Regions from separate parts of the Homo sapiens genome. Here region 2 is linked to region 1. A link is a contact called in ENCODE Hi-C or POLR2A ChIA-PET data. All regions are on one chromosome and are shown on one strand. The core of a region is the stretch at or near the end of the contact, and the rest is flanking DNA. Distances in the headings are between cores, read along the strand shown. Region 1 overlaps KIAA1549. Region 2 holds the start of ZC3HAV1L (ZC3HAV1 like).

Region 1 (4,654 bases), core at 1,077-3,576:
CCAGGGGCCTCTCCTCTCACTGACACGCTTGTGGCCTCGCGGGTGGCTCAGCCTTTGAGGCTCCTGTGGGGCTGCCCTAGCCTGTCCTTGTCTCCTCTCACTGACACGCTTGTGGCCTCGCGGGTTGCTCAGCCTTCAAGGCTCCTGTGGGGCTGCACTAGCTGGTCCTTGAAGTTCCTTCCAGCTCCTTCCACTTGGTTCTTTTGTAATGTTAAGGACATCCCCTTAGAAAAAGGGAAGAGTTTTTTCTTTGGATGTGGTTTTTCAAAATCTTAAAAATTATTTAGCACCATGGTAACCGATACTGTTTCAGATAGACAGGATTAGAATCTCGTTTTGATCCTTGGAAAGAAATATTTGGGGGGGCGTGGAAAGAGCTCTGGATTTTTCCAAGTTCTGTTCATTGCTTATCTGAGAAAACCTTACTTTCAGTGCCTGCATTTAATGCCTTCTGATGGTATTACAGCCAGTATATTCTATAAGAATAACAAAAATCAAACACCACTCTCAACATAGGCTCAGAATCCAGGTAGTAAGCATCACAGCTCTGGGACCGAGAGCTTGAATGTGAAGGAAAGAAGCGAATTAGATGATTTTGTGAATATTAGAAGCTCAGATGCTGCTGTTACAATTTGAAGAGATAGCAGAATCTGTACATTATTTTCATGTTGTAGAAAGATAGTTTTCTCACTATAAATATCAATTTACTTTTAGAACTTTACTTCTTGAAAGGTGCCATTAGATAGCTTTAATGCTGCTGTGTAGGTATTTTATTGCTTGCATAGAAAATTAAATATCCTATTTTAAAATATTCTGAGTTTTTCTCCTAGCTTTCAGTTATTTTATTTTTTAAAATTTTTTGCTTTTTGAGACAGAGTCTCTTCCTGTTGCCTAGGCTGTAGGGCAGTGGTGCTATCTTGGCTCACTGCAACCTCTGCCTCCCAGGCTCAAACGATTCTCATGACTCAGCCTCCCGAGTAGCTGGGATTACAGACGTATACCACCACACCTGGCCAATTTTTGTATTTTTAGTAGAAATGGGGTTTTGCCATGTTGGCCAGGCTGGTCTTGAACTCCTGGCCTTATGTGATCTGCCCACCTCGGCCTCCCAAAGTGCTGGGATTACAGGCGTGAGCCACCATGTTCGGCCTGTTTTATAATTCACATAAAAATATTTCTTTTGTTGAAAGTCGTAATGAAGTAAAAATTAATGGAGGTGGGGAGCGGGGAGGGAGGCTGCTTGAGATCCATTATGGAGCCCTCTTCCATGTTGCCATGGGACCAGCGTTCCCTCTCACTCCTGCGGGTGGTACAGCTACCGGCTCTCTTTAGGCTTCTTGGCAAGGCTGTTGACGACTGTCCCAGGTCATGTGGCATATTAAGGACCCACCTTGCAATGGAAGCTGAGAGAACACTGTTGTTTCAGTTTTGGTAAATTGGAGGTTGTGCTTTATTCCTTTTCCAGCTGACTGTTTTTGGAAGGTGACTAGGCCCTGACACATACCCTCATGGCCATCCATGAACCCTTAAGAGATTATTTACTCAGATGTCACTGTGTTCCCAGCTATTCTAGCTTTAAAATAACTCAAATCATAACCACTGGATCCCCTTAGTGAAGATGTGAAGGGAGAGATGAGGCAGGAGATGGGCTGCCATTGCTGCGTCTGTGCATAATTGTAGTTTTTCTCTCGCTCCCCTTTATCATCAGGAATATACCAAGTAGGTAAGGATTGCAAAATACTCAGCATTCTTTTATGCTCTCCTTAGATTGCATGTGTGCAAGTGTGTGATTTTTAAGTAGTTAAAACTTCATTTGAATTCCACAAATTCCAAATTCTAGAATTTCATGTGCAAACCAAGCTGACACTGACTTTTGCATGTGCTAAGGAGCTTGCAGTGCTCGCTTCAGCAGCATATAGACTAAAATTGAAAGGCAACAAAGAAGATGAGCGTGGCCCCTGTGCAAGGATGACATGCATATTGGGGAAGCATTCCATATTTTAAAAAAATTAAAAGAGTTTGCAAAATAGTTTAAATGAGATTGAGTACATATAACAATGAAGTTTTTCAAGTAATTTTGGAGTACTGTACCATTTATAAAATGATTGAGATCATAAAGTAGAATTCTTATCTTTTCATGAAGGCAGATTCCTAGAGACCTTTTCAAGGTAAAATTTTATAAACATAGTGGAGATGACTGTAGTCATTGAGTCATCCGTTTAGCAAATGCTTGCTAAGTGCCTGTGGTCAGGTGCTGGTGATATACAATGAAGATGAGATAAATGTGATTGCTGTCTCACAGGATGTTAACGTGGGTTGCGCACATTAGTAAAGATGTGGTTTTCCAGCCTGGGCTACGTAGCGAGACTCTGACTCTACAAAAAAAAAAACAGAAAAAATTAGCCAGGCCTGGTGGTGTGTGCCTGTGGTCCCAGCTACTGAAGAGGCTGAGGTGGGAGGATCGCTTGAGCCTGGGAGGTCGAGGCTGCAGTGATCTGTGATTGCATCACCACACTCCAGTCTGGGTGACAGAGCGAGACCCTGTCTCGGGGGACAAAAAAAGTGGTTTGACTGTGTTTACTTGTAGATAATGAAATAATATTTCTTTAAAAATGCTCTCTTGCTTTGTCATTTTAGTAATTCAGGCTGAACTATTCTCTTTCATTCTGCTTTGTTGACATTATCCTGTTCTATACAATCCCATATGCTGTAATTTTTTATTTTTTATTTTTTTGCTTACCCAGTCTCGAGTGCAGTGGCACAATCACAGCTCACTGCAGCCTTGACCTCCTGGGCTCAAGCAGTCCTCTCACCTCAGCCTCCTGAGTAGCTGGGACTACAGGAGCATACCACGCCCAGCTAACTTTTTATTTACTTTTTGTAGAGACGAGGTCTTGCCATGTTGCCCAGGCTGGTTTTGAACTCCTGGGCTCAAGCGATCCTCCTGCCTTAGCCTTCCAAAGTGCTGGGATTATAGGCATGAGCCACTATGCCCAGCGTTTTTCTTTCTTTTTAAGATTTTTATTTGTATTTTAACTGATGGTAAGAAAACATATAAATTTATGGTGTACAACATGATGTGTTTTTTGCTTTTATTATTTTTAGTTGATACATAATACTTGCAAATATTTATGGGGGACATTGTGATATTTCCATGTATGAATATACTGTGTGATGATCAAATCAGGGTAATTAGCATATCTGTCACCACAGACAAAGTTATCATTACTTTGCCTTGGGAACATTCAAAATATGCTCTTCAAGCTAATTGAAAATATGCAATAAATTATTAGAGTTACCCTACAGTGCCTACAGGTGCTCAACCCATTCCTCCTCTCTAGCTGTGCACTTTTATTTTTATTTTTTTGAGACACGGTCTCACTCTGTTGCCCAGGCTGGGGTGCAGTGGTGCAGTCATGGCTCACTGCAGCCTTGACCTTCCAGGCACAGGTGATCATCTCTTCTCAGCCTCCCGAGTAGCTGGGCCTACAGGTGTACACCACCACGCCGGGTTATTTTTTGTAGAGATGGGGTTACGCCATGTTGCCTAGGCTGGTCTAGAACTCCTGGGCTCAAGTTACCCTCCCGCCTCAGCCTATCAAAGTGCTGGGATTACAGGCGAGAGCCACCATGTCCAGCCTCTAGTTGTGCTTTTGTATCTGTTAACCAGCTTTTGTCTATGTCCCTCCTCTTCCCTTCCCAGCCTCAAGTAACCTCTAGTCTACTCTCCACTTCTAGATCAACTTTCCAGCTTCCACATATGAGTGAGAACAGTGCAGTGTTTATCCTTCTGTGCCTGGCCTATTTTACTTAATGTCATCCAAGCTCAGCCATATTGCTGCAAATGGCAGGATTTCCTTCTTTCTTGTGGCTAAATGATGATGTTTTGATATGTGTATGCATTGTGAAATGGCTAAATCAAGCTATTTAACATATACATTACCTCACATACTTATTTTTTGTGATAACACTTAAAATCTACTCTCTTACCTGTTTTCAAGTATACAATATATTGTTATTGATTATAGTTACCATGAGGTACAATAGGTATCTTGACTCTATAGTAAAATTTATATCATTACTTTTAAAAAATAATTGAAGAGAAAGGGGTTTTAATCCCAAGTTCCTACTAGCCTTAAGGCAGGATTCACACAGCATTAATCTCTGTGTGTCCATTGTGCTTTGTACTAATCATTATTACCCAGGGAGCTTTTTTAGAAAAATTGTGCAATGCATAGCAAACAATAATATATATTATATAATTATATTTATTAATATATGATATAGAAGTATGTAATATATAATTACTAATAGTAATATATTACTAATTACTAATTATATATTACATATACAGTTCTATAAACAAAAATATATACTAATATATAATATGTGTGATATAATTATATAATATATATGTGTGATATATATTATATGTATATGTAAAAAAATTTAAAGCCCCTCTTTTCAGCCATGTTGAAGGACTGGCTTCTGGGCAGTATGGAAGCTGGAAGATTTTCTGCACCTCTTATTTCCTCTCCTCCGCTTGGTCCCTCAGCTCTGTAGAGTGGCCCAGGGTTTGTGCATCCCCTCCTCTGGTTGCAGTCTGTGAACAGTTCAGCGAGGGTGAAGCAAGGGCCGTGACTACAGTGGGAGG
Region 2 (4,654 bases), core at 1,388-3,887, 160 kb before region 1:
AACTGGGGTTCAGTTCCATTGAGGAAACATTGGGAGACCATGGAATGTACACCTCCAAGTGGTTCCACACGAGGAATGAGTTGGGCTGTTTGATCCATTGTTGGGGAGGAAAAACTTTTCCTGCACTCTCTTATGTTCAGTTCTGAGGGGCTGCAAATTTAACTGACAAGAGAAAAAACATATATGCATATGGCACTGCACAAAAGAAGTGATGATGATTTATTTACCTAACTTAATAGGGGAGAGAGGGGGGCAAAAAGGCTCCTATGGGAAGAACAAAGGGGTTTCTAGGGAACAAACAGGAGATAAGGAAGTTTGTGTTCATAGGGAAGTTGTTTATGCAGGTGCACGTGGTTTTCTATTTCATGTCCATAAACCCCTGGAGAGGGGATGAATGGCAACCTCACTCCCAGAAGATTCTGCTTTTACTGAAATAAAGGAAGCTTCAAGAAGGCTTCTTTTTGCCTCTATTGAATCTTACATGTCTTTAGTTTAAAATAATCCTCATGCCAATTTTAGGGTTGAGAGTGCATCCTCAAACCACCAATTCCCCAACATCCCTGGATGAAGGCTCTTCCTGGAGGTGTTGGCTCCTTGGTAATTCCAGCCTGCCTTTCCTGCTGGCTGCTTCCTCCTTCTGTTGGAAAAAGCTTAGGCAGAGAGTTCAGGAACAAATGCTGAGTGCCAAGGGGACGTAGGCTACTGCCTATTTTTCTCTTCCCCCACTTGCTTATTTAATGTGGGTATTCGCCAAGCTTCTTTCCCCCCGTCCCCCACCTTTTCACACTCTTCATTTTTGCCAGGTGATCTTATCAACTCTCAGTTACCTAATGCTCTGATGTCACGCAAATCTACATCCCTTCCCTTCTCATGTCCCTCAAGGTCTAGACCTGTATACAGAATACACCTGCCTGTTGAGCGTCTTACCTTGGGTTGTCCACTGCAAACTCTCAACATAAATAACACTGGGGTTATAGTCCCTCAAATCCTGTTTATTTTCTGTTATTCCCCACCTCGTCTTGCTTTTCTAGAAATCCATTCTTCTCATTGCTGCCAGGGGTCTTTCTAAAACACCTATCCTACAATATGGCCAGGTACTATTTTAGGTGGTAGGGATACAGCAATGAACAAAACAAGGTTCCTGCTTTCATGAGCCTGAATTCTATAGCTAAATATATAAATACACAATAAAGAAGAAAAATATCAGTGGTAAGTTCCATGCAGACTGGGGAGCTACTTTAGATTTGAGAGGTCAGGAAAGGTTTTGCTGAAGAGAAGACATTAAAGCTCAGAGCTGAATGACACACCTTGAGTGGCACTCAGGAGACATCCACACTTCCCAGATGAAAATCCTTTAGTGACTTCCCAAAGTTCTCGGGATATAAGTCCAAATTTCACAGCATGGCAGAGAAGGTCTTCTGGCATCTGGCCAGTTGTCTTCCTCTCTAGCTTCTTTACATTACATGACATTAATGCATTTAATCCTCACGAGCACCTTGCAAAATAGCAGCTAGGCTGGCTGAGTTCTCTGATGGTCTGATTCATCTTTGTACTGTCACTGCGTTAGTAGTTGGCTCAACAAACGTTCATGAAACAAGCAAGGTGTTGGACAAAAAGCATGGATGCTTAAGGCAGGTCTAGACTGGTGCTGCTCAACAAAAATAAGGTAATCCACATTTGCAATGTAAAATTTCCTCATAGCTACATTAGGAAAGTAGAAGCAACACATGAAGTTGTCATAACATTTTATTTATCCAAATATATCCAAAATATTATGTTTAACATGTGATTCATATAAAGTTAGTGAGATATTTTACATTCTTTTTCTCATTCTCAGTCCTCAAAATCTAGTGTGTGTATTTCACACTTATATCACATCTCAATTCGGACTAGCCACTTTCCAATAAAGCTCAGCAGGCCCCGCGGGGTGGCTCACGCCTGTAATTCCAGTGCTCTGGGAGGCTGAGGCAGGTGGATCGCTTGAGGAGTTCGAGACCAGCCTGGGCAACATGAGGAGACCCCGTTTCTACAAAGCAAAACAAAAACCAAAAAAATTAGTGATGCGAACCTTCGGTCTCAGCTACTCAGGAGGCTGAGGTGGGAGGATCGCTTGAGCCCAGGAGTTCCAGGCTGCAGCGAACTACGATAGCGCCACTGCACTCCAGCCTGGGCGATAACGTGAGGCCTTGTCTCCAAAAATAAAAATACAACAACAACAAAAAATCCCAGAAGTGCTCAGCAGCCACATGTGGCTAGTGGCCACCTCCCGCGAAGCAGCCCGGCCACTCACCTCCTACCACCTTTTACCTATTTCTCCTTCTCCGCAGGCCTCCCTAGCACTACCAGTTGTCTTGTTGGCGAGTCCTTTGTGACTCCCACTATACAAGCCCCTCAAGGCCAGGCTTCGCCCTGAACGGTGCCTGGGCGGAGCAGACGCTCCATCAACGCTGTCCCCGCCTGAGTCCACGTCCAGGGGATCCGCAGGCGCCGTACCCTGCTTCCACGCGCCGGGGCCGCCCCTCGCCCGGCCTCCCGCAGGCCCACCCCTCGCCAGGCCCAGGCCCATCCCCGGGCTGTTCGCTGGAAATCGTGGACGTGACTGGGAGGAGCCTGCCCGCCCCGGCTCGCTGCGCCGCGCGCACAGGGCCCGCGCCAGCGACCATGGCGGAGCCCACAGTGTGCTCCTTCCTCACCAAGGTGCTGTGCGCCCACGGCGGCCGCATGTTCCTGAAGGACCTGCGCGGCCACGTGGAGCTGTCGGAGGCCAGGCTCCGGGACGTGCTGCAGCGCGCCGGGCCCGAGCGTTTCCTGCTGCAGGAGGTGGAGACGCAGGAGGGCCTCGGGGACGCGGAGGCCGAGGCGGCGGCCGGCGCGGTGGGCGGTGGCGGCACCTCCGCCTGGAGGGTGGTGGCCGTGTCCTCTGTGCGCCTCTGCGCCCGCTACCAGCGCGGCGAGTGCCAGGCCTGCGACCAGCTGCACTTCTGCCGCCGGCACATGCTGGGCAAGTGCCCCAACCGGGACTGCTGGTGAGAAGGCGGCGGCGGGCGGGGACTGTGGGCGCTGGCCGCGGGCCTGGCCGTCCTGCTGGAAGCGGGAGCGACGGGAAGGGGGGCTTCGTCCTGCCCCGGGCCGGGGACGCGGGGCTGGACGACCCCCTCCCGCAGGCCTTTCCTGGGCGTCCTCCCCCGCGCTTCCAGCAGCTGGGCGGAAAGGCGCGAAGGTCCTCTCCATGGAGACGTCTCAACCGCCCACGCCAGAAAAGTTGCTGCCCCCGCCCGCCCCCCCGGATCCTGCGCGACGCGGCCGGGTTAAATCCGGACTGGGACTTCGGAGCTCACTTATTCTGGTGATATTTGGCGGGAGGTGGGGGGCGTGGGGCGTCTGAGGATCCCATGAGATCCCTGGACCCTTTAGCCGGAAATCGCTGCTCCCCCATATCCACACACTTGTGCAGAAGCGGGTCTGCGCCCTCTAGGTTTAACAGCGCTGAGCCAGTCTCACCCCAGGAAACAGGGCTGGATGGCTTGGGTGAGGCCCTGTGGTTCCTGACTGCCAGAGCTGGGGTTCGGGGCTGCCTCCTGACCCCAGGCTGTGCTTCACAGCCCCGAATTTTCCTTGGTTGTCTCTAGCCACACACCCCGCCAAAGCGGTGCTGGGGATAGGGGCGCTTTCTTTTTAACGTTGGTGGACTGTGGCAGCTGTTGCCGGGGAGAAGGCCAGGTGCAGTCGCCTACGGAACAGATGTGCATCCTCAGGCGAGGTGGGCGACCCTTGGCTTCAAAGCATCCCTACTGAAAATTCAAATGACCCTGGGAGAGGAGTTCCTTCAACCCAATTTTCTTATTTTCCATCAGTGCTTATTAGGCCATACTATCCCCGGTTTCATGAAAATTACTCAACTTCACATGTATTAAATACATTGAAAGCTGCTCAAGGCAAGGAATTGGACAGACTGGTCCTTCTTCACCTGGGCATCTGACCGAGGGCTTTGTTCTTTTAGGTCTACCTGTACCCTTTCCCATGATATCCACACACCTGTCAACATGCAGGTCCTGAAAAGCCATGGACTTTTTGGTCTCAATGAAAACCAGCTTCGGATCCTGCTTTTGCAGAATGACCCCTGTCTTTTACCAGAGGTGAGTCACCAAGGAGTCACCCTCATGTCACATTTGCTACAAGTACTTTCCCCATTTATTTTTCTTTTGGCTTTACATATTAATTTTAATTGCCTTCGAAGCAACATGATTCAGTTTCAAATGCTTTAAAGGTACCCTTTATAATTGCTATCATGGCGAAATAGTACGTTTGTTTCAGTTTAGCCATACACAAAGAAGTTTTAAAAACAAAATAGTACAAATCCCAAGAGAAAATTGGAACATCAATTAAGACCACCAATTAAAAGCAAGATTTTCTAATCTAGCACAGTGATGCTATCATAGACACCTCCACTTGGCCAGAAGAGGGATGGGAAGAAGGGGAGATGTTGAGAAAACAGAGGATAGTTCATAATTGTGGCCTGATTTTAACTCTAATGCATTTCAGCGTCTAGAAAGGAAGATAGCCACAAGACTAGAGGTAGGAGCTGGAGCCTTTGGTGCAGGTGGCAGAGGCTGCTCTCAAGGCAGCAGAATCTGTACCCAGAAGGCAGTCCTGG

What was found. A loop is a pair of places that touch in the nucleus more often than their neighbours do. ChIA-PET counts read pairs that join two places held with the same protein, here RNA polymerase II (POLR2A). Pooled maps may share reads with other maps.
Region 2: a pooled map shows a loop between it and region 1 (3-fold over the local background). The contact joins the promoter of ZC3HAV1L here to the enhancer-like site in region 1. A Hi-C loop is called at or near these places in 6 of 168 maps with a recorded cell type or tissue (CD4-positive, alpha-beta memory T cell, CD8-positive, alpha-beta T cell, endothelial cell of umbilical vein and 2 more), 2 of 37 single-sample maps with no recorded cell type and 10 of 50 pooled maps. POLR2A ChIA-PET finds 5 or more read pairs at or near these places in 13 of 52 experiments (A549, AG04449, BJ and 9 more).

Annotation. Positions count from the first base shown.
Region 1 is chr7:138,873,708-138,878,361 of GRCh38, reverse strand. The region is part of intron 12 of KIAA1549; the gene reads left to right. It also overlaps the pseudogene RNU6-1272P. Among named protein-coding and RNA genes, the nearest start is that of ATP6V0A4, 78 kb to the right of the region's middle. Within about 2 kb of position 2,326, at least 3 of the 41 ENCODE cell types and tissues checked have a DNase peak (open chromatin) inside an H3K27ac peak, as active enhancers do; they include PC-9, where a contact is called at or near this core.
Region 2 is chr7:139,034,025-139,038,678 of GRCh38, reverse strand. ZC3HAV1L (ZC3HAV1 like) reads left to right here and starts at 2,637. Exons shown (of 5, transcript NM_080660.4): 1 at 2,637-3,026; 2 at 4,001-4,136. The coding sequence starts at 2,662. LOC107986852 (a long non-coding RNA gene) reads right to left here and starts at 2,496. Exons shown (of 2, transcript XR_007060557.1): 1 at 2,308-2,496; 2 at 1,729-2,026. RefSeq lists silencers at 2,345-2,554, 2,805-3,324 and an enhancer at 2,311-3,230.